2 separate regions of the Homo sapiens genome follow, and region 2 is linked to region 1. A link is an interaction called in ENCODE POLR2A ChIA-PET data of the cell type or tissue named here. Cell type or tissue: PC-9. All regions are shown on one strand.

Region 1 (2,500 bases):
TACTTTTAGGCTTACTGCTCCCTTGTTAATTATTTATAATGAACTATGGAGCTATAGGCTTGCTTTAGTGTGTTAACCTTTATTTGTGTCTTGTTTCAGGCATTTGTATATTGTTTTCTCATCTGGAGAGTGAGCTGCACTGTTTTCCTTCAGTGCTGTTTAGAAGAGCTTTCGGAGACCAGAAACATGTTCTTTTTGCATTACCCAATATGGTAGCACTAGCCACATATAGCTTTTGACCACTTGAATGGGGCTAGAGCAGTGGAAGCACTGAAATTTTAATATTTTTTTTCTTTTCCTTTTCTCTCTCTCTTTTTTTTGTTTTTGTTTTTTTTTTTTGAGACGGAGTCTCGCTCTGCTCTGTCACCCAGGCTGCAGTGCAGTGGCCTGATCTCTCCTCACTGCAATCTCTGCCTCCCAGGTTCAAGCGATTGTTCTGCCTGAGCCTCTCGAGCAGCTGGGATTACAGGCGCCTGCTACCACACCCTGTTAATTTTTGCTGTGGGGTTTCACCATATTGGCCAGGGTGGTCTCGAACTCCTGACCTGAAGTGATCTGCCCATCTCGGCCTCCCGAAGTGTTGGGATTACAGGCATGAGCCACTGCACCTGGCCAATTTTTAAATTAATTTAAATAGTCACATGTGGCTAGTAGTTAGCTGGTCAGATGCCACAGCTTTAACTTATTAGTCTCCAGGAAGCCTTCGTTGACCCTCTTGAATCTGTGCTTTCATAGGACTCAGCTGTCCTTGGTCATAGCACTTACTACTTTCAACTTTCTGGTAGGAATCAACACTAGGCTGTAATTTATATGAGGGCAAGGACAGATCTGGTTTCTTTACCTTTGCATAGCTTAGAACTTAGTAAGAAAAACTGAATAAATATTTGTTAAATGCATAAATAGCTTTTTCAGGGCAGGTATTTCAATTTTTAATTCTCTCTAAGGCCAACTAAGTGTTCAGTACTGTAAATACCTGTTTAGTAGATTGTACAGATGTTATGTAGGTAGCAAATAAAAGGATCATTGGAGTTATGCTTTAAATACTTACGTGGTGAGATTGGAATCTCAGGAGAATGATGACTCATAACAAAGTATTACAGGAAATTGAATGAAAGGGCCTCATGATTCCAGCTAATGTAGACACAGCTTTGGTCTCCTATTAGTTGAATAACTCAAGGACACTCTTGAACCATATCTCAAATCTGAAGTCTCCTGGCTTCAGTAAGGCCCTTTTATGGGGTCCAGACAGTCCTGAACCAGCCTGAAGATGCTAGTGGACATCCCCATTTATTACTGCTCTGTGTTAAAGCATGGACCAAGGAGTCTTGGAAAAAAAATCACAAGGTATTTGAGCCACGTTATGTAAGATGCTTTTGCTAACAGCTAACTTGGAGTGATGAGTAGGGTGAAATTCCTATAGAAATCAGAGTTTGGGGAATTTGATTCTAGCTATTGTTAGTATCAGAGGCACCTGTTCTGTAGACAGTTGATTAGTGCCAATTTTTTTTTTTTTTTTTTGAGATGGAGTTTCGCTCTTCTTGCCCAGGCTGGACTGCAGTGGCGGGATCTCGGCTTACCGCAATCTCTGCCTCCCAGGTTCAAGCGATTCTTCTGCCTCAGCCTCCTGAGTAGCTGGGATTACAGGTGCCCTCCACCATGCCCAGCGAATTTTTTGTATTTTTAGTAGAGATGGGGTTTTGCCATGTTGGTCAGGCTGGTCTCGAATGCCTGACCTTGGGTGATCCACCTGCCATGGCCTCCGAAAGTGCTGGGATTACAGGTGTGAGCCACCATGCCTGGCAGGGCCAATATATATATATATATTTTTAACCTGAGGCTTACTTTATAATCAGTTATCACCAGTTAACCATAGTTGGATTTGGAATGAAAGTGTGTACTCAGTTCAGATCAGTATACTTAGACATTTGACCAAGAGTCCAGGTGTTGTAGGTCTTCAGATCCAGGAATTGCTTTTAGGAAATGAATCTGAGACTATAAGGAAGTTTATAGGGGTACATAGTTTCCTTTGGGAGGACAAAAGGTAGAATGTTAAGTTTTTCACGAAAATAAGGAAATGTAACTAGAGAAAAACGCAACAAAGACAAAATACAAAGAATGTTCACTGCATTGGTCAGGTAATATTGTAGCTTCTTCTGGACTTGAAGTATCTAATATGTAAAAGAATGAAGCTGGTTACATCTGATTGCATGAATCCTCTTTCCACTTTGAATCTAAGCTTTGAATATTAGTTAAATATGTGTAACACACTATTCTAGCTCCTGTGGTGACTGCTAGTTGTGTACGATAGAGTTCGTATCTTTGAGGATCTCAACAGTTTACAAGGAAATGAAAGGTGCTCTGGGGATCACTTAAAATTTTTTTTTTTGAATGGGAGACTCCACCCTTTGAAAGGGAAGTCATGTGGTGACTCCTCTTAACCGACTCAGACAGATATCCACTGAATCTTTTTGCTGAAGAATTAAGAGTATAAAAACATGTC
Region 2 (2,500 bases), 270 kb before region 1:
ATGATTTAAACAGTAATATAGGGTTGGGCGTGGGTCACGCCTGTAATCCCAGCACTTTGGGAGGCTGAGGGGGGCAGATCACTTGAGGTCAGGAGTTCCAGACCAGCCTGGCCAACATGGTGAAACCCTGTCTCCACTAAAATACAAAAATTAGCCGGGTGTGGTGGCGCATACCTGTAATCCCAGCTACTCAGGAGGCTGAGGCAGGAGAATCACTTGAACCCAGGAGGCGGAGGTTGCAGCGAGCTGAGATCATGACACTGCACCCCAGCCTGGGTGACAAAGCGAGACTCTGTCTCAAAAAAAAAAAAAAAAAAAAAAACGAAAAAAGTTTAAAAAAAAAAAACACTAAATAAATATACAGTAATATAAATGAACTTGGGACTTGTCATTTTAAAACAGTTGTATAAGATGCCATATACACTTTATTCAGTTACAAAATGAATATTTTGGCTGGGCGTGGTGGCTCAAGCCTGTAAGCCCAGCACCTTGGGAGACCAGGTGAGCAGATCACCTGAAGTCAGGAGTTCAAGACCAGCCTGGCCAACATGGTGAAACCCCTTCTCTACCAAAAATAGAAAAAATCAGCCGGGCGTGGTGGCGGGCGCCTGTAACCCCAGCTACTTGGGAGGCTGAGGCAGGATAATTGCTTGAACAGGGGAGGTGGAGGTTGCAGTGAGCTGAGATCATACCACTACACTCCAACCTGGGTGACAGAGTTTTTTTCTGTCTCAAAAAAAAAAAAAAAAAAAAAAAAATTTAGTTTGATACTTAAGCAAAAGTGCACTTAAAAGTTACATTACAAAGAAAAACAGTTATATTACTCACTTTACTACATATACAGCACATACACCACCATGCTTAAGATGTGGGTAAAAAACAGGCAAAGTAACATGAGGATTTAACATATCCAAAGCTACCTGTGTGGGGGAAAAAGAGAACTGGATCAGTCTGATTCCGTTTAAATAAAGCATAAGTTTTCTTATTGTGGTGAAATGACACACTTTTGGACAGCAATCAAAGTATTTCATTTTTTAGAAGGTAGTATTATTAACTATCATTTTACCACTCCCAAAAGGGTATGTTAATTATTATACAGTTGGGCAATGTGGCTTCTGCCTGTAATCCCAACACTTTGGGAGGCTGAGGCAAGAGGATCCATTTGAGGCCGAGTTTGAGAACAGCCCAGGCAACATAGCGAGACTCTGACTCTATTGAAAAAAAAAAAAAGTAGCTGGATGCAGTGGCACAAGCCCGTAGTACCAGCTATTCAGGAAGCTGAGGTGGGAGGGTCACTGGAGCCTAGGAGTTCGAGGCTGTAGTGACCTATGACTGTGCCATCATACTCCACCCTGGGCAAGAGTGAGATCCTGTCTCAGGGAAGAAAAAACAATTTGTCATAGTACTTGATGATACTGAAAAATCATAATGATATGTCTTGTACTTTGCATATTAATATGGAAATATTGATTTGGCTATGTATGTATATATGAATATAACCAAAGAAAGATTCCTGTATGCCTGTATTATCAATATTGCCAAGTGTAAAACACGCCATTACAACATGAAAAATTTAAACATTTGAGACAATGTGAATTTCCTTTTTTTTTTTTTGAGACAGGGTCTCGCTCTGTTGACCAGGCTGGAGTACAGTGGCACAATGTCACCTCGCTGCAACTTCCACCTCCTGAACTCAAGCAACCCTCCCACCTCAGCCTCTCGAGTAGCTGAGACTACAGGCAGGCGCCACCATTCTCAGCTAACTTTTTGTATATTATGTAGATACAGGTTTTGCCATGTTGCCCAGGCTGGTCTTGAACTCCTGGATTCAAGCGATCTGCCCGCCTCGGCCTCCCAAAATGCTGGGATTACAGATGTGAACCGCTGCACCTGGCTGACAATGTGAATTTCTATTGCCAAAACTTATAAATTTAAATGCTTTATTTCAGCTTTGGCAACAGAAATTCACATTGTTGGCCAGAGGCAGTGGCTCACGCCTATAATCCCAGCACTTTGGGAGCCCAGGCGGGTGGATCACCTGAGGTCAGGAGTTTGAGAGTAGCCTGGCCAACATGGCAAAACCCTGTCTCTACTGAAAATACAAAAATTAGCCAGGTGTGGTGGTGCACACCTATAGTCCCAGCTACTGGGAAGGCTGAGGCAGGACAATTACTTGAACCCGGGAGGCAGAGGTTGCAGTAAGCCAAGATTAAACCACTGCACTCAAGCCTGGGTGACAGAGTGAGATTCTGTCTCAAAAAAAAAAATCATATCCCTTATTTCCTCTTTATTCTTGTTTCAATTGCAGTATACATGGCTATAGTCACAGAAGATGCCAGTAAGTACAAAGATAAGTGAAAATTTTTCAAATAAAAAATTAATTAAAAACAAAAAATAAATCTGGTCAAAATAGAAAATAAAGTAACATTTACTGTTGTATTAACTCCAGAAAGCTTAGAGATATGCTGGCATATCTATTTACTAAATGATAAAATATTAG

The links. ChIA-PET counts read pairs that join two places held together with the same protein. Peaks named below come from ENCODE experiments on the same cell type or tissue, not always from the same donor. Only the 100,000 strongest peaks of a DNase experiment are listed, where the experiment ranks them.
Region 2: POLR2A ChIA-PET joins it to region 1 with 12 read pairs; 3 of 35 experiments call an interaction of 5 or more read pairs at or near these places.

The regions. Positions count from the first base shown.
Region 1 is chr2:29,117,018-29,119,517 of GRCh38, forward strand. The region is part of intron 1 of CLIP4 (CAP-Gly domain containing linker protein family member 4); the gene reads left to right. Among named protein-coding and RNA genes, the nearest start is that of CLIP4, 2.9 kb to the left of the region's middle. In PC-9, no CTCF peak of the experiment used is centred here; a DNase peak (open chromatin) is centred at 1,064; H3K4me3 peaks cover 1,514 bases; H3K27ac peaks cover 2,500 bases.
Region 2 is chr2:28,851,580-28,854,079 of GRCh38, forward strand. TRMT61B (tRNA methyltransferase 61B) reads right to left here. Exons shown (of 7, transcript NM_017910.4): 4 at 829-920. Among named protein-coding and RNA genes, the nearest start is that of TRMT61B, 17 kb to the right of the region's middle. In PC-9, no CTCF peak of the experiment used is centred here; no DNase peak of the experiment used is centred here.